4 separate regions of the Homo sapiens genome follow, and regions 1, 3 and 4 are each linked to region 2. The links are chromatin contacts, found by Hi-C in ENCODE. All regions are on one chromosome and are shown on one strand. Each heading gives the region's core, a stretch centred on a gene start or an enhancer-like site at or near the end of the contact. The rest is flanking DNA. Distances are from core to core; before and after follow the strand shown.

The links. Hi-C counts contacts between places; a loop is a spot of excess contacts on that map. Pooled maps may share reads with other maps.
Region 1: a pooled map shows a loop between it and region 2 (11-fold over the local background). The contact joins the promoter of HIPK1-AS1 here to the promoter of TTF2 in region 2. A Hi-C loop is called at or near these places in 7 of 50 pooled maps.
Region 3: a loop to region 2 is called in a pooled map, with 18 times the contacts of the local background. The contact joins the promoter of AP4B1 here to the promoter of TTF2 in region 2. A Hi-C loop is called at or near these places in 5 of 50 pooled maps.
Region 4: a loop to region 2 is called in a pooled map, with 14 times the contacts of the local background. The contact joins the promoter of PPM1J-DT here to the promoter of TTF2 in region 2. A Hi-C loop is called at or near these places in 5 of 50 pooled maps.

The regions. Positions count from the first base shown.
Region 1 is chr1:113,926,593-113,931,009 of GRCh38, forward strand. It overlaps HIPK1-AS1 (HIPK1 antisense RNA 1), which reads right to left and starts at 2,933. Exons shown (of 3, transcript NR_110726.1): 1 at 2,770-2,933; 2 at 1,652-1,796. HIPK1 (homeodomain interacting protein kinase 1) reads left to right here and starts at 2,732. Exons shown (of 16, transcript NM_198268.3): 1 at 2,732-2,940. RefSeq lists an enhancer at 2,643-2,962 and silencers at 3,083-3,132, 3,153-3,462.
Region 2 is chr1:117,058,406-117,063,239 of GRCh38, forward strand. TTF2 (transcription termination factor 2) reads left to right here and starts at 1,921. Exons shown (of 23, transcript NM_003594.4): 1 at 1,921-1,969; 2 at 2,050-2,152; 3 at 3,982-4,068. The coding sequence starts at 1,942. CD101-AS1 (CD101 antisense RNA 1) reads right to left here and starts at 1,085. Exons shown (of 4, transcript NR_110786.1): 1 at 968-1,085. RefSeq lists a silencer at 992-1,041 and an enhancer at 1,462-1,621.
Region 3 is chr1:113,901,525-113,906,050 of GRCh38, forward strand. It overlaps AP4B1 (adaptor related protein complex 4 subunit beta 1), which reads right to left and starts at 3,275. Exons shown (of 10, transcript NM_001253852.3): 1 at 3,081-3,275; 2 at 1,114-1,338; 3 at 231-361. The coding sequence starts at 3,193. It overlaps DCLRE1B (DNA cross-link repair 1B), which reads left to right and starts at 3,802. Exons shown (of 4, transcript NM_022836.4): 1 at 3,802-4,251. The coding sequence starts at 4,063. RefSeq lists enhancers at 2,911-2,970, 3,051-3,610, 3,641-3,690.
Region 4 is chr1:112,713,877-112,718,561 of GRCh38, forward strand. PPM1J-DT (PPM1J divergent transcript) reads left to right here and starts at 1,735. Exons shown (of 2, transcript XR_947714.4): 1 at 1,735-1,887; 2 at 2,575-3,920. It overlaps PPM1J (protein phosphatase, Mg2+/Mn2+ dependent 1J), which reads right to left and starts at 1,456. Exons shown (of 10, transcript NM_005167.7): 1 at 1,100-1,456. The coding sequence starts at 1,425. RefSeq lists enhancers at 487-546, 1,511-1,805 and a silencer at 1,007-1,796.

The sequences.
Region 1 (4,417 bases), core at 1,683-4,182, 3.1 Mb before region 2:
GAATCTAGGCTGTAGGCCCTAGAAGGATGTCATACCCTGAATGAAACTTGAATGCTTCCGATTGCTAACTGCTCCACCTCCCTCTCCAGTTGCTCTGACTTGGTTTAGGAGGATGTATTTCACATATCTGCCCCTTCTCGCCTTCTTTCCTGTGTAATCAAACCCTCATCATAGTTTTCTGATTAGGATCCCTTTCTCCAGTCTTTACCCACTCCAGCTAGCCCTCTTCCTTCACCATCACTAGTTCTCTCTCACATTACCTGTCTGAATAAACTTCTTTTTTGAGACAGAGTCTGGCTCTGTTTGCCCAGCCTAGACTGCAGTGGCACGATCTCGGCTCACTGCAACCTCTGCCTCCCGGATTCAAGCGATTCTCCTGCCTCAGCCTCCCGAGTAGCTGGGATTACAAGCATATGCCACCATATCTGGCTAATTTTTGTATTTGTAGTAGAGATGGGGTTTCACTGTGTTGGCCAGGCTGGTCTTGAACTCCTGACCTCCAGTGATCTGCCACCTTGGCTTCCCAAAGTGCTGGGATTACAGGCATGAGCCACTGTGCCTGGCTACCTGTGCGAATAAACTTCTAACAGCTCTACATTGCCTTTCAAAATCTGACTCAATTTACCTTACTACTTCCAAATCGTGCAACTTCTCTGCTTAACTGTAAGCTCCTTCAGGGCACAGACCATGCCTTTTCTTCTGTGTATCCTTAATTTCTTTTTTTTTTATTTCTTTCTTTCTTTCTTTTTTTTTTTTTTGAGACAGAGTCTCACTGTCGCCCAGGCTGGAGTGCAATGGTGCAATCTCGGCTCATGGTAGCCTTCTTCTCCTGGGTTCCAGCGGTTCTTCTGCTTAAGCCTCCAGGGTAGCTGGGATTACAGGCATGCGCCACTACACTTGGCTAATGTTTGTATTTTTAGTAGAGACGGGGTTTCACCATGTTGGCCAGGCTGGTCTCGAACTCCTGACCTCAGGTGATTCACCTGCCTCAGCCTCCCGAAGTGCTGGGATTACAGGCATGAGCCACCACACCCAGCCCCTTAATTTCTTATATAGTGCCTAGCACACAGAAGATGCTCTATAAATAGTTACTGAATGGACAAATGACTAAACTTTGAAACTTCTTTGACCTTACTATGCTCAAATATCACTTCTGATGTTCTTCTCCGACTCTCTCACTTATCTTATATATGTCTGCACACGTTTTTTCCTCATTAGACTGTAAGGTCCCTGAGGGAAAAGACCATGCTTTATTCACCTGTCTCATTCATACCTGACCCAGTGTCTAGAAGAGTGTATAGCACAGAGCAGGCACACAAGCAGTTTGCTGGATGAATGAGTGAATGATACTAAAGAGGAGAAAATACAGACTTTAAGAAGCTCTCCGTATAGTGAGAAAGACTGAGGACCTAAGAGCAATGAAAATAGAAGTTAACAAGTATAAATAAAGAAGGTACAGGTTAATTTAAGTAATCAGATGATGATGCAGAATTCAAATAAAATAGGAGTCAATCAGCAAAGGTTCCCGAAAGGGTGAATTCTGAGAGATATTTGAAAAGAGGAAAGGGACATAACTTGAGAGAGCAGGAGTTTAGGAACATGTCAGAGAGTTAGGTTGAACCAAGGCATGATAAACATGTTTGAAGCTTACATTCTGAGCAGGATCTGTTCTACCCAGACCACAGGTTTCTGCCTTTTTTTCTGGCTCATCAAGCAGGCATGTTTACCCACTCTTTTTATCTTCATGTTTCCCAGGTCAGCCCAATGTGAGGACTTTAAGTAGTAGAAGGAAGTTTCTGTGAAAATATGCAAACAAAACTGCCTTGTGGGATCGAACATTTTTGGTAACCCTAGTTCTCTAGGGAAATAAACTTCCCTGTTCCAGATAAAATGGAACTGCTCCCCGTGTTGTTAAGCCAGAGAGAAAGCCAAATGACTTCCCTTAAAAGGTACTTCAGCGCATTTTACACAAATCATAGTTTTCTGTGTGTGTTATGGGGATCCAAGGAAATCAAAGATGTTAATGAGTGAGATTTGAGAAACAAAACTTGATAGTAGAATTTTGTCTTAGCCACAACTGCCCTTCTCCTCACAGAGTATATGCAAATACCGATGGTGACGGACAGTCACTTTCTAGAGCTCAGATCACTGCTGCCTCCAGCACTTGTGGGATGGAAAAAATGAAGAAATTACAGTTGCCCTAAAAATGTCCCCCACTTCAGGAACCTGAATATTTTACACAGCAGGAGATACATCGGAAGTCCTACAGAATCTCTTGACTTTGGGAGATGCAACTGCTTTTCTATTAGGATAACCTAATTTTCTGTGTCCATTTTCTCAGAATGTTGTGCCCAACGCGTTCTGTTTCCTAAATACCCAGCCTTCCTTCTGGTAGAGGCAAGAAAATTATGCTAGCATTCGCTCACTGCATGTTTTGAGCGTTTGAGTTCAGAGTACAGCTATTCTCTCTCCTCGTAATGTAAACACAGGTTCCCACGGCGGCAATGGGAGACTCCCCTAAGGGGCTCTTGACGTACAGGGAGACTTCCAGATATGGTACACAGATGTCACATTGCTAGAACGTCTCTAGACGGCAACGAAACATTAAAGCCTAACCTGAGGTAATCCCTCACCGGCAGTGAAGCTCCTCTGCTAGGCACTGTCGTCCCGTACACTGCCCAAGCTCTGGGGGTGTCACACTAAACTGTGGTGATGTCACACTAGCTGGGATGACATTTTACAGTTGGATCCCGTACCACCGCCAGGCACCTTTAAATCACCGCAGAGTCTGCAGTGCGGAGGGGGCGGGAAGTCCAGGCCCCGCACTCGATCCACGCTGGCTCCCTACGGAGGCCCACCTACTCGAGGCCCACCGACTCCTACTGCAATCAGTACTATGCGATCGTCCTAGAGAGTCCATTCAGCTGCACTTCCGCCTCAGTAGGTGTCATGGCGCGGGGCGGGTGAATAGTTCCGGCGAGGCGGGGCCGGCCGGGTTGAGGGACGGCCGCTCGGCATTCCGTTCGTCGGGTCTGGCGACAACGGCGGCTGCGGAGCAAGGGGCCCGGCGGTAGCCCCGGACGGCAGCAGGAGGCCGAGGCGGGAGCGCGCGGGGCTGAGGCGGCGGCGGCGGCGGCGGGAAGGGGCTGGGTGGTGGAGCGGGAGGGAGGCTGAGGAGGCTCCCCCTGCGGGACGGGCGCGGGGACGGCTCCGGGGGGCGGGGGCCGGGGCCCGGGCCGGCTCGCGCGGGGGGTATGATGACCCGGCTGCGGGGCCCCAGATCTCGTCTCCTCCGCCGCCTCCTCACGGCAGCCCCAGCTCGCGGCTGAGAACCAGACACACCGGCGGTGAGTGGGGACGGGCAGGAGGGGTCCTCGGCGGGGAGCGACTTCCCCTCAGCTCCCTGAGGCGGGGCCGGGCCGGCCGCCGGCTCTCCTGGAGCGCCCAGCCTGCCGGGGGCGCCTTCCTCAAAGGGCCCCTGCCTGGGACCGGGCGCCGCGTCTTGCGGCCCGGCCGCTCACTGCCGCTGAGGGGATTGCCTTCCCAGGAAGGTGGGGAGGCTCCGGGCTGGTTTTCGGGGCAACTCCCCCTGCCTCCTGCCACTTCTCGCCTGGGCGTGTTGTCCTTAAGTGACAGGGGACCGCCTTGCGTCTCCTCACTCGGCCGGTTTTTTCCCCGGCTGTCGTGGCAGGTTCCCAGTGTGTGGCTTGTGCGTGTGTACTTCACAGCTCCGCTTATCACCATGGTTTTGGGTTATTTGTGCTGTTTGGGACCAGGAAGCCGTGCCTGGAGAGGACGACAGTGGGGTGGGTGTGGAAGCTTTTCTGTCGTCTCCGCTGATGTTCTGTAGTCGTTAGGCTTGTAATTCGTAATGACGGTGGAGACTACGTGAGACCAGCCCACCTAATGTATATCTGTACAAGGGAGATCTAGAGGTCTGGCCCAAAGGGAAACTTTTGCTGCCACCACTTTCAAAGCTTTCGTTAAAAAAACAAAAGGGAGGGGGAAGGTGGAGAAACAACCAAAATTCTGGTAAGGCCCACACTGTTCACAGGTCTGTGGGGAAGAGTCCCCTTTTTGTGCTTAGCAACCAAGACGTGGAGTTCCGTCTCCAGGAGCGTTGGTCTAACCTCCAGTTTGTTGTGGTGACGAGCTGTGAGCAATGGCCTGTGTTTATGCTGGGCGAGCTTTCTTTCCTACTTGGGGAGGGGGGTTCAGGATGGGAGGATGCGGGTAGGGAAGAGGGGGGGAAAACCCCCAAGCTCCAGTAAGTCTTTTCTTTACTTAATCACTGATTCTGTTGTAGGTAGACTCATTTAGAGGCAGTCCTAGATGCTCTTTCTTGTCTATTAGTGACACTTTGGGAATTCTCAGTAATTGCATCAACATAATACTTTCAGCTATAGACTCTCTGTCC
Region 2 (4,834 bases), core at 671-3,170:
TGAGGTTGGACTGGAGATACCGACTTGGGTACTTGCAGAGGAGGAGCTTCTTCCTTAACGGGATATTTAAGAGGCCCCGATTTTGCCTTGTTTCGAAAATTATTCAAGAAATAATTAATTACCATGCCCCTCTTTCTGCAAATCCTGTATTCATGGTATACTACCTCCAATACAGCATCTATTAAACATGTACAAATACATCATTTGCAAGAATAACAATCTTGGAATAATGAAAATGCTTCTACCTATTTGTTGTTCCTGTCTTATCTCTAAGTTCATCTAAGTTTCGGAAGGGTAGTTATGTATAAAGGAACTTCACTTTGGAAATTCCATTTTTCTCTAGTCCTAGAGAGTTACTGCTAACTCCATTCATTTTGACATTTAAATACTATTTTATATTGTTATTTAAGTGTTCAACATGTACTAGTTCAGTCTCCTCAAAATACTGAGTAAGTTCCTTGTGCTTAGAATAGTTGTTTCAAACTTTGTGTGTGTGAATGAATGAATTTTACATTTCTCAAGCACCTAGTCCACAACGGGCACAAAAAAGCTATTTAGTAAGTACTGTTTAATTAATAAATGATACCTCAGGTTTGTCTCCCTTCCTCCGGATCCCCATAACATGTACATTTATCACATCGCCCAGATTTCCTAGACATTACAGATTTTCTGTTCTACGGCCCCCATAAGAACAGTGCAGGTGCCACACCATATGTCTGGGACATATGGTCCTCAATAGCTGCAATATGAAACTATTTCTATTGCAATAAATCTAATATCTATTCCTCTCTGTTTACTAATAGTTTTGATTACAACTTCAAATTTTAAAAATCGAGGATGAAGTTAAATAGAAGGGAACTGTCCCCTTTCTTCTATTTAACCTCGTCTTCGATTTTTAAAATTACAAAAGCATAATAGTAAAAAAAAGTTTGACAATACAAAATGATAAAGTAAAATTCGCCTTCACCAAAAGTCATCTATTTCCCCTTCTGTGGTTTCCACGTTGCGGCTGGTAACTCGGGGCTTCCACGCTGGGCGAGCCTAGAGAACATCCAGTACACACAGGAAGCAGCAGCGCGGGCCAAATGGCGCTGAGACCTGCGCACCTGTCCACGGACCGCCCACTCGCCAACTCTGACCTTGGGTGAGTCTCTCAAACTTGAGTCTCGGAATCTTCCACAAAATGCTACCCATCTCACCAGGTCGAGTGAGGAGGGTCGTGTTATGTGTAAGCACTTTGTGAAATCTAAAGCACGAGGCAAACGTAAAGCATTGTAGGGGGTCCTAGAGAAGTCTTTGTGCCTGCCTATCAGAGCCGTTTCAGTTCCCCGCAGCAGCTTCCAAGGACCTCCCACCATGCCCGCCGCTTCGGCTCCTGCACTGCAAATCTCGCGGCTCGGCCTGCAGCGGCGGCTTCCCCTGGCCTCCCACCCCAGCGACTGAGCGCGGAGCCCAGCGCGCACGAGCGCCAGCCTGGCTCAGAGACACCCACGAAGCCAGGGCCTTTCAGCGCCTGCTAACTGGCGCTACCCCTAGGGCCGCCTCTCGGTTTTAAACGTAAACAAGAGTTGCCCTTCCGTCTTCCAAGACCTGCAAATCGAAGCTTCTTTTCCTCCAGAAGCCCCGCCACCTTCTAAGCTTCTCCCCAGCCTCAGCCACGCCCCAGCCTGCAAAAGCCGGGTCCTTTACGCCCCCTGGCTCCGTATTTGATTTCGGCGCGCGCCATACCTGAGGGCAGCTGTGATTGGTTGGAGGTGAGCGAAGTTCCTATATGATTGGCTGATAGCGGCTAGGACGGGTGAAGGCCAAGGGCGGAGAATTATGGGAGGGATTAAGACTGCAAGAGCTGAGTGATGGTTGGTTCCTGAACAAAGAGGGCGGAGTAAAAGGCGGAAGCAGAATTGGGGGCGGGGCTTTGTGGAACTTGGGGGACCCAGCGAAATGGAAGAAGTTAGGTGTCCAGAGCACGGTAAGGGGCTAGGGTCTCAGCGTCCCGGGGCCTGTTGATTTAGCGTGGCGTAATCGTTGTTCACTTTCTTCTCTCTTCAGGGACTTTCTGCTTTCTTAAGACCGGCGTCCGCGATGGCCCGAATAAAGGAAAGAGCTTCTACGTGTGCCGGGCAGACACGTGCAGCTTCGTGCGGGCCACCGAGTAGGTCTGGAGCTGGGCCCCACTCCCTGTGGCTGCCCGGGGCCTCCCGAGAGGAGCTTCCCGCTCCCCGCTGTCGGGCGTCACAGGGCCGAGGAGTGGTGGGGCCCTAGTTTGCGGTGTCAGGACCCTTTAAGCAATTGGTGATCCCAGGGCAGCGTGGCGTGTTCGGAAGACGCCCAGCTAATTCTGGCTGTGTGACCCGAGGCTGGTTACCCCCCTCTCTGGGCCGATGGTTCCCCTACCTGTAAAATTGAGGATCCGGTGTTTTCCAGCTCTGGGTTTCTATTCACTTGACAGGCCTTAACCACTCCCTTCTCCTGCCCAGACAGTCCCTCCCCCTTTAAAGGAGTAAGGACACACAGCAGACATAGTGGAAAATAATTTGTCCCTGTTTTGCACTAGTTTTAGGCCCGACGGTTTTTTTTAAATGTTTGAGCTTAAAACACTCTAGTGATTAGTTGTTAGCCTTCTTATTTTTAAGTAGGATTCTCTGCATCTAAATGGTGAAATTGATAATTCAAAGAAATTAGCGCTGGAAGAAACAACGGAGGGCCTGGCGCGGTGTGTGACGCCTGTAATCCCAGCACTTTGGGAGGCGAAGGCGAGCGAATCGCTTGAGCCCAGGGGTTCGAAACCAGCCTGGGCAACATGGTGAAATCCCGTCTCTACGAAAAATTAAAAAAAATTGTCTAGGCATGGTATCACACGCCTGTAGTCCCAGCTACTCGTGAGGCTGAGGTGGGAGGAGAGAGTCAGAAATGTTAAGCATCTTCTCTAAAGTGAGGAAAGTTAATAGTTTGTCAAGTGTTAATGTTTTCACAGTACCAAGTGTCTACATTTTCTATGTGAATTTTAAAACTATCATCACATCATTAAACATCTCCTGCTCTCTATTCAGCAAAACTTGGTAGAGAAAAGTTATTTTTCTCCGTGTCAGATGTAGAGTACATAATGGATATCAGTATTAGAAAAGTGCCCTTTCAACATGTATACTAACTTCCCATGTTTCTGTTTCATGAGTTAGATGATTTACACTGAGCCTCTCAGATATAGTACCCAGGTCAAGTTTTGTGAGATAGAAGCATTTTTACCTTTGCAGGAATTCAACATTAATGGTGGCATAAGATTTGGTTTTACATTAAGAGAAACACTCTTATTTAGGATCCCATCTACACAAATGCTTTGCTATACAAACTAGCACAGTGGTATTTGAAGACAATTATTTGATAAACTTGATTTATTTGGACTATATCTGATAACCAATATACAGGCCAAAAAAAGTGCCACAGGTTTAGGAGAGTACTTTAAACCTTCACTCAAACCTGTTTACTCTCAAATGTTATATATATTTAAATTTTTTCATAATAAGTTGGAAGGGAGTGATTAAAAACTTACACAAAACAAGAAGCATATAGGGCGTATTGTTAGAGGTAGGCGTGTGAATAACACTAAGTGACAGCTCTCAGCTTGTTAGAGGGAAAGGATGAAGGGAAGAGCCTGGGGAAAATTCATACAGGGCCTCACAGCCAGCCCTAATTATGTCATTCGTAGGGGGATCCCAGTGTAGAGATTACACAGTGCAGTGTGGTTTTAAACTTTTGAGTCATCAAGAAACAGTTATGCTTTATTTGAGAAAGTGGGTAAAGATGAAAGCTAGGGACTTCTTCCCCAAAGGAATGCCCATAGCTGTGATAATGTGTGGGAATTACAAACCCAGTAGAGGTTATACATAGATTCTTGGTGTAAAAACCCATAGTTTTGATTTGACTTTAGGATATTGATCTCTGTTCCTGACCTAAAAATGTTTTCAACTTTTTTCTTTTCTCTAGCATTCCTGTTTCCCATTGCTTATTGCATGAGGACTTTGTGGTAGAGCTTCAGGGTTTGCTTCTGCCACAGGACAAGAAAGAATACAGGTAAGGGTCCAAAAGGAACATCTAAGTGTATTTGCTTTTTTTTTTTTTTCTCCCTGAAAGAGTTGTAGCCAGGTATGTATTAGGATTGTTCTTTAAAAGTCATTTTAAAAAACAAAATTTGTATATGTATTAAGTGTCTTTTGGCTGTCACTACCTAAATACCAAGCAGCTAGTTAATCTGAGAAGTCTGATTTCTAGTAATTTTCACGTAAATGGCTCCACAATCATCCCTCTCCAACTGTCAGGTAGCCTATAATGACAGCTGACCATTGGCCACTAACTTGCCCTTAACTTGTCAATCTTCTAATTCTGGTAATAGAACAAGGTAGTGAGTAAAAATGGCTAAACATATTTAGTCCTCAATAAATGTTAGTTTCTTTTCCTTTATATGGGAATTTGGGAAGGGCAGAGAAGTCTATAGAGCTGGGAGATATTTGTCACGAGTATTCAAAGATAAAGTAGGAATTCCCTAAGTGTTAGAGAGAGGTCATATTTAATGGACTAATATATTGCATTAGAGTACTAAGGCATGAATTAACATGGCATTTTCAGGGAAAATTTGATTTGTTAATAGTTTAACATATCTTTAAACAGAGACTTTAGGCGATAAGGCTGGCCAGGAAGGTAGGGGTCAGGATGTGATAGATGGTCTTTGTGTGATATTCTATGCACTTCATAATTTATATATTCTAGATCCCCCCACCCAATTAAAGGCATTTGAGTACCACCTACAATTTTTATATACCTGAGTACTGTTCATACTTCT
Region 3 (4,526 bases), core at 2,025-4,524, 3.2 Mb before region 2:
AAAAAAAACTGCCATGTCCAGACTGTTCTAAGCAGCTAATACAAAGGATCTCATTGGGGCCCCAGAGAAAGGACTTCTCATCTCCAGAAGATACCAAGCCCTGCATCCTACTTAAAGAGATATGTACAGAACTGGGGCCACATTATTATTTTCTACCAAAGCCACACAATCTTTTTTAAAGTTATACATAATGGAGGCACATTGACCATGATGGATTACACTGAACTTACCTACTTCAGAGTCTCCATGAAGATTATGCATCTTGGCACATCCAAGGACTGCCACTCTCCTGACATATGAAGCCTTATCCCGCAGACCATTGAGAATAGGCTGTTGTATATACTCCTGCACACCAGGCATCCTAAGCAACACATCCTGGAGTTAGCCAGATTCTGAAATACTAATTTTGACATACCTCAGCCCCTGTTCACCTAACAGATGGTTTAGTAGATGCTGCACCCATCAGATCATGAAGAATTGCAGAAAGCCTCTATCAAGCTTAAAAAGCCATAATTTGACTTTTCTGTTTTTTTCTTGTTTTTTTCAAGATGGGGTCTCACTTTGTCACCCAGTGGCCCGATCATAGCTCACTGCTGCCTTGAATTCCCGGGCCCAAGCCATCCTCCTGCCTCAGCCTTCCTAGTAGCTGAGACTACAGGTGCGTGTCACCATGCCCATTTAATTTTTTGTAGATATAGGCTCTCACCATCTTGCCCAGCTGGTCTCAAATTCCTGGGCTCAAGCAATCTTCCTGTCTAAGCCTCCCAAAGTGCTGGGTCTACAGGCATGAGCCACTGTGCCCAGCCTAATTTGACTTTTCATTTGGAATAATGATGCACAGGCAGCAAAAAAAGATATACACATAATTGTTTAGAGATATTTAACCAAAACTGAGGACTATTTTACTTAGAGTGAGAATCAAAAACTCCCTCTAATAAAATTATATGATACAGGTTATTAAGCCAAAGCAGTGGCTGAAAATCTGAGTTCAGGGTACAATAATGTTTTCCCCAGTATTAAGGAGCTCAAATAAATTATCCTCTTTAAAAACCTACCCTGTGATCACTTGAATTCATCAGCCATTTAGGACCAGACAGAGAAGAGGGTACTCACCTGAGGCTACACATGCTCCGTAACGCCAGCCCTCGCACCATTGGATTGGGGTCTGAGCAGTCTTTGCACAGCGTATTGATGGCCAGGAGAGCCAGATCTGGTTTCAGGGGAGCATATGTGCACATGTACAGATAAACCAACTTCTTCTGGACAATATCTACAGTGGCACTGGCCTTCACCATTTCCATAAAAACACCAGACATGTCCAAGCCTTGAGTCATGTACCTGAACAACGCACATGACAGAAGGAAGTAAAATGCAAAATCCCCAACTTACAATGGAGGGAGTTTTACTTACATATCTCCTGATTACCCAACTAGATTGTGATCTCTTAGAGGGTAGCAGCCAGGATTACCTTGTCTATTATATCACACAGTACTTCATACCATAGGCCTACAATAAACATTATTCTTCTATTCATTCAACAAACACTTATTATTATTTTTGAGACAGAGTCTTGCTCTGTTACCCAGGCTAGAGTGCAGTGGCACAATCTCGGCTCATTATAAGCTCCGCTTCCCAGGTTCAAGCGATTCTCCTGCCTCAGCCTCCCGAGTAGCTGGGACTACAGGTGCGTGCCACCACGCCCAGCTAATTTTTGTATTTTTAGTAGAGACGGGGTTTCTCCATGTTGGCCAGGCTGGTCTCGAACTCCTGACTGCAGGTGATCCACCCGCCTTGGCCTCCCAAAGTGCTGGGATTACCAGCGTGAGCCACCGCACCCAGCCTCAACAAACACTTATTGAATCCCTAGTACTTTGGTGAAATTCAACTTTTACATCCAGGGACATGCTCTTGGGACATAATCTTGAAGAAGGTGTGGTCTCAAACCTCTAGGAACTTCAAATCTATTAATGAGCCAGATGAGAATACCGTTAATTACAGTATGATAGATAAGTACTTAAACAGAAGTATTGTACAAGGTGTAGAGGGGATTCAGAGGTCTGACACTGGCAGGAAGTCAGAAAATGTTTCTTCACAGAGGAAGTAATACTTTAGCTGAATGAGCAGGAGCTCACTAGGCAGATGTAATAGCAAGGTAAAGATACATGCTATGAGGTAAGTAGACATGAGCAGGAGCAGCACACATTTTTTTAAGAGTCTGTAGGTAGTTGAATTAACAGCTTGTTCCTTGGGTGCTGTGATAAGTTTGGACTTTATTGTTTCTCAGACTGGTCTCCTACTGGAACCAACTGAAATGTTTATTAAAAATACAGATTCCTGGGTTCCCTCCCACCCTACTGAAATCAGAATCAGTCCCTGGACTGGATGACAAAAAGCACCCCAAGGGATTTTTATGCATAGTAAAGTTTGTGAACCATAGCTGTAGGCAAGAGTTATGTGTTCAGGTATGTATAATGGAAAAATTCTGTCTCAAATGAGGCAAAGTGGCCTACTAGTAAGCTGCTGCAATTGCTTTATTGATGAAGGCCTGGACCAGAACAACAATGCTAATAAACAAGAGAGGATGGATATTTAGAATTATGAATTCAAACCATCTGACATAAGAAGTGAGAGATCAGGTGTCCTCAAGGTTGGCTCCCACGCATAGTCGGCTGCTGGTGGCATTCATCAACACAAATGTAAGCTGAACAGGTTTGAGGAAGACGGAAGAATGTCCGGGCTATTTCGGACATACTTTTGATAAACCACGCACGTGGAAATGCCAAGCAGGCAGTGGGATACGTGGGTCTGAAGCTAAAAAAGGAAGTCTGTACTAGCTATATTATAGATCCAAGAGTCACCAGTAATTGCTCAAGCCCGTGATATGGAGGAAACTACCCAGCTGAGTAAAAGATGCTGCAGAGGGGAGACTGACATGGTACTCCAAAGCAGCAGGACGAAGACCGAACCATATAACTGCCACGTGTGAAAGCTAATTCACCCTTTCAGAGAGACTGGGGCTAGTGAGCCCTGATGGGGATTGCAAAGGGAGCAGTTAGCACGCGAAGGGAGGTAGGTGATACCTAATCACTCGCTGGATGACATTCCGGTAGCGCAGCCTATCAGCTTGAATGTGAGGATTGCACAGAGCCTTCTTCAGCTCCTTCACCACGTCCTCGGAGCCAAGGTACGGCATCTTCCTAAGAGTCACAGGGCAGCTCCCACAGCTCCCACGGTAACTCGAGGGCTCCTTCTCGTCCTGATGTGGGAGCCTGAGTAAAGGAAATATGAGTCAGTGAAAATACAAAAGGCGAGATCTCGCCTCAGGCTCGGCTTCCGTAGGGCCGGCACGCTGGCCCTGACACACTTCCACGCCCTCCGCGACACCGCGAGCCCCACCCTAGGCTCTTCAGGCCCTACCGTCGGCCGGCAGGCCGTTCGCCCCGCCCACAGATCGCTCCCGCTACTTCTAGGTCCTCCGCCGGATTTCCAGCGCCGCGTCCGACTGACCGCAGACCCCTCCCTCTCCAGTTCCAGCCTTAATTCCCCCTCCACGCCGTTCTCATCGCGGATAGGCCCAATCTTGCTTTCTGCGGAAGTCCCGCCCCCTTGTCAAGAGACCAAACAGAAGACCGCTGCCGGTCTCCCCGCGAGCGAGCGCTAAGCGTAGTCCCGACTCCGACCTTAGGATGCCCTTCCCCCAACCTCTCACTCTCCAGGCGCAGCTGCGCGGCTCCCTCTGGTGGAGCTGCGGCGGGCAATCGGAAATCGGCTACTTTGGCCTGTCTCCTCCCTGCAGCGCGCGCTTTGAGTGCCCGGCTCGGCCTCCGCTCCCGCGCGGTTGGGAGTGTCCAGCGCCCTCCGCGATTTGGGCTCCAGCGGGCAGGGTGACTTCCTTTTTCTGCCCACTCTGGTAACTTATTGCTCTGCTGGGCTCTTTCCCTTAGGGTCTCTGGCCCTGTTCTTGCCCCAGCATGACTTTTATCGGGACGCCGTTGTGGAAGCCTCACGCAGGAGCCCTGCCCCCGTGGAGAAGATCCCACTGGTGACTCCAACCCTACCACCATGAATGGGGTCCTGATCCCCCATACGCCCATCGCAGTGGACTTCTGGAGCCTGCGCCGGGCTGGCACCGCACGTCTCTTCTTCTTGTCTCACATGCACTCGGACCACACCGTGGGCCTGTCTAGCACCTGGGCCCGGCCCCTCTACTGCTCCCCAATTACAGCCCACCTCTTGCATCGTCACCTACAGGTATGGGGCTGGAGTCGGTCTCCGAGAGCTGGTCCAGGCATCTGGGTTGGGACTTCAACCTGTCATTCTTGGAGTCATAGAATGGGGGCCACGAAAACTGATTTGGAAGTTGTTTGAACCCAAAAATGCATCTTTAACCCAGAATAGGAACGTGTTTTCGAAGTGACCAACTTGAGATAGTTAGCCATAAGTTGAGGAGATATTTTAATCCAGCCAAGGAAACTATTCCTACCTTTATAAGTAAGCTAGGCCGATGTTTCCCAAACTTGCCTTTT
Region 4 (4,685 bases), core at 485-2,984, 4.3 Mb before region 2:
CATCCCTGGCAAAAAAAAAAGAAAAAAGAAAAAGGCATTCCTAGTGGTGCTTCTGGGGGAGGGGCTAGTTGGTAGCAGAAGTTTTACTTCCCTGCTAGCTAGACCCTACATCCCACCCTCAACCACTATCAACTCTCCCAGTGCCTTGTCCCCAGCACCTCATCCTCATGGGCACACCCACCCTTATCCTAAAACCATCCAGCGAAAGTTTCTGCTGCCTTAACAATGAGGAAGCTCTCCAGCCCAGATCGGGAAAGAGGAACTGAAATAGAGTAGAAGTGAAAGCCCACCTGGACTGGGCAGGAGCCACATACCCATAAACTCCTCCCACACAGGAGGCTAAGGGAGGTGGTGGTGGGTCCATGGGCCACCAGCCACCTTCCTCAGCGAACTGAGCGCCCCCATCTCCCTCGGTGCTCTGCGTTCCCGGCAGATGCATTTAAAATACACACAGCCCGGGGGCCAGCCGGCCGCTCCGGGCAGGGGGTCCGCTTCTTTGCCAGGCCAGCACGAGTTGGCAGGCTGAAGGGCATCTAAATGGGACCCTCCTCTACCCCGGGCGTCCCCCTCCCCGCTCCTGGGGAAGCTGGCGGCCTCCTGGTGTCGCGGGCTATTTCTGGGTGTGGAGGGGGAGGGGAACTACGGTAAGAGGGACAGGGAACTGGGGCGCTGGAGCCGGGAAGCGGGTGAGCGAGTCTTCCCAACCGCTATGTCCCCTATTAAAAAGAACCCCGCTCCTTCGTGAAACCCCTTTTCCCTTAGCCTTTAAGCTGCCGGGCCGCGACGGGGAACTGGCCAACTCATCCTTCGCCGGGCTCTCCGCCCTCCGGGCTCTGGGGCAGAACAGGGTCCTGAGGCGGCGTGGGCGAGGGCAGTCAATGAGCGGGAAGGACGTGAAGAAGGTGACACAGGCTGCCCCCCACTGGAAAATGGGTTGGGAGGGGGTGCGGCCCGAAGACCAGAGGATAGCAAAGGTCCACGGAAAAGGGAGCTCCTGGCCCGGACGCGGCGTGGGGAACGCGTCCTAGCGCCGGGGATGCGGAGCTGGGGAGAGGGGTGGGAGCCCCATCCTGGTTTGGGTGCCCCAGGGGGCGCTCACTCGGCGTAGCCTGTGCTCCAGGGCAGGCGGCGGCCCGTGTCCGGGGGGCTTTGCACAGCCCGGCCCGCGTGGTCATCGGCGCGTCGCAGCCCCCCGGGGCTCAGCTGCAGAAAGGTCGGTCTGGAGAAGCTCGCTCGAGCCTCAACAGCCTTCGCGGGCGTCGCGCTCCCGCTCCCAGCCTTCGCGGGAGGGCTCCTGGGCGCTTCTGGAGCGGCGGCGGGCGGCGCCGAGGCGGCGTTGGGCAGGTCCGGGGATTTGGGGCGCGGAGGCGGAGCGCCCCCGGAGCTCACCAGGTGCGCCACGGCCGAGCGCACCCGGTTTAGCATGCTGCCTCCCTGCCCCGCCCTCGGCCGCGGCCCCGCCCCCGCCCAGGCCCCGCCCCCATGGCTCCGCGTGGGCGGTGCTCGCGCCAGCCGGCCCTTCCCTGCTACTGGCTCCCGGCCAGCTGGGCGGGTCCCGGGCGAAACTTGCCCTTGCTCTGGGCCACCCCAGGAACCGGCCCACGGGTCCCCGGCCTCTGCCCCGCCCCATTCCGGCTTGGCCCCGCCTCCGTTTCTTAGGGGTAGGTTCTGTTGCTGTGGGAAGGGGGCGGAGAGAAGGAAACCTTATTTCAGCCGTGCGCTAGATTAGACACAGCTAGAATGTCTCCATTGTGACGGGGGCTGAGGGACAAGGGGGTGCGGTCTCCTCGCTCTCGGTTCGGTGTGGCCAGCCAGCCCAGAGAGCCATGGAGCTAATGACCTCAGAGCAAAACAGGCGCTTGGGAGCCGCTGGGTATGAGGCGCCAGGTGTGACACCACCTCTGGATGGGGCTGCTGGAGCGAGAGCGGGCAAGCTGGTACCGGGTGGGGTTGCGGGATTAATGACGCAGGCTGCAGCCGACCACCCCGGAATCAGGAGCCGGGGTAGATTCCTGGGCTCCTGATGCGCTGTTCCCCGTGAAGACCACCTCTAGATCTGGGAGAGCGGTTGCTACTCCCACCCTCCTTTCTCTCTCAGAACCCAGGTCTTTCCCACAATGCAGACCTTCCCTGACCACAGCAGGACAAGCTATTAATAGGATAATAACAACATAACAAATACTATTTATTGAAGAAGTACTGCATACTAGACCCTTTACAAAGCACGTTCCATACAGTATTAGGTTATTTATACTGCACACCAATCCTTCAAGATGGTTTTTTTTCTGTCAGTTTCACGGATGAGGCAGGACGGGACGCTTCCTGTCATTTTACCGTGACTTGCCCCAGGAGGTCACACGGTCAAGTGAAAGATTCACACCTATGTCGGCCTCCTGACATTCAAACCTGCTCTGTCTTAAGAACCAAGCTTACTTCTCCGGATCAGGGAGGAAGGGCTAGAAAGGAGATCAATGGCAGAGAGAGGAGTGGGGGTTCCTCCCCTCCCATCCTTCTCTTAGGGCCAGGGCTGAGAGCAGTCCGGGAATGCTGAGCAAGTTCTGTGTCTACCGCCAGGGGGAGACAGAGGCCAGGCTAAGCCCTTGCCTAAGAAGAGTAAAAGCACACTCACTGGAAGACCAGGACAGAGCCCAATGCCTGGTTGGCTGCCCGTTCTTCCTAACTTCTCCCCTCTGGGAGAGGGTGGTACTGACCTGATGCCACAAGAGCTCTGTCTCTAAACCTCCTATCAGAAAGTTGATCGCTAGGTATCCACAGACACCACCCATCCACACATCTCAAATGGGGACAACGCCGTTGTGGCCCTCAAGCAAGTTGGAAGTAGCCATCAGGGACTACGGCACCCAGTTCACGGCTGGAACTTTTCTGGGCTCTGTCGGCCAGGTGCTTCCTGACCACATACCACTTTGTTCCCCAGGCTAAACTGTGTCCCCAGAAGGGATGACTTTCTTGGCAGCTTCCAAATAAAGATCCCACAGTGGTCCTTCAGGTTGGTAGACTTACTATGCCTGCTTTGTTACACCTGAGCTTTAGGCAGAGAGAGACAGAGGAAAAGAAGTCACAGGAGAGAAAAAAAACAGACCCCAAGGCAAATAGAGCAGCAAAAGAAGACGGGGACAAAGAACAGGCTGCTTCTATAGGTTTTCCCCTGCTATTTGAGAAAAACTGGAACCAACTCTCAGATAAATAACAGCAGCAGCAAGCCAGCAACTGAAGAAACAAATATAACTCCTGGTTGTTTTTATTATTCAGTGTTTCTGGGACAGTTTACTTACCACTTCTTCGTGTCACCCAGCTCCCTATTCCCTGCCCTTTCTAGCACCCACCATGGTGTGGCTGCAAGCTGTCCGCAAAGCTAAGCCAAGAGACCCCCCCAGCCCCAGCACCAGATGATCAGCAGGGAGAATAACAGCTCCCTGGGGCTCCAGAACAGCCCCCAGCCATGGCCTAATCCTAAGGCTCCTCCTCCCTGAACCTCTCACCTCCTATTCCTGGCACCATTATGCCTCCTCCATCCTCAGACTGCCCCAGAACCTGGTGAGGTCATCACCTCTACTCATCCCTGAGGCAGCGGAAAGTGAGAGAGAAAAGGGGATGGGGTATGAAGAAGCAGACTTGTGGGATGTTTTTCTCTGTGAAGAGTGAGACTCTGCTTAGTGGCTGGCCCTGCTGGGGGAGTGTGAAGCTTGAACCAAGGAGGGGGACTGGACAGCCTCAAGACAGGCCCCTTTATCTCAGGCCACAGTGGTGGCTCAGGGCCCAGAACTGGTCATCTTCTGCCTTGTCTCTCCCCTTCACATCACCCTAAACCCAAAGGCCTCTTAAACTAAGAGGAAAGTCCCTTCAAATTCACAGAACACCACTTCCTCTCATTTGTCTAATACATTCGCATCCAAAACAGATCTCTGTAAAGAATTATTCAGTTGCAATTAATTACATTACAATTTTTCTGATAAAGAAACTGGGTCTCAGGCCAGGAGTGGTGGCTCACACCTGTAATCCCAGCACTTTGAGAGGCCATGGTGGATGGATCAGTTGAGTCCAGGAGTTCAAGACCAGCCTGGGCAACATAGCAAAACCCTGTCTCTACAAAAAATACAGAAAATTAACCCTGGCTTGGTAGTGCACTACAGACTACCCCTATAGTCCCAGCTACTCAGGTGGCTGACATGGGAGGATCATTTGATCCCAGGAGGTGGAGATTACAATGAACCAAGATCTGGGTGACAGAGTGATGAGATCCTGTCCCCAAAAAATAAATAAATAAAAAAGAAAAGAAAAAGAATGAAAGAAAGAGAAGGAAGGAAGGAAGAAAGAAAGAGAAACAAGAAACTAGGTCTCAGAATTTGGTTCCCATGTTGGTATTCACACTTAACATCCATAGGGACCATTCATAGCCTACTACTGTCCTCCTGCCTAATGCCCACACCCTCATACTTCCTCTAGCCCTCCCAGCCCCTGAGAGCACCACTCCTGGGAGAGGAAGAGATATTTACTATTCCCTCCTAAATATCATTCTAGAAGAGTGCTGCTGAACAGAACTTTGTGCACTGACGGGAATGTTCTACATCTGCTCTGTCCAATACAGCAGTCCCTATCTTCGTGTGGCTATTGAGCATTTGAAATATGGTGCCTACTAATGAGGAACTGAATTTTAAGTTTTATTT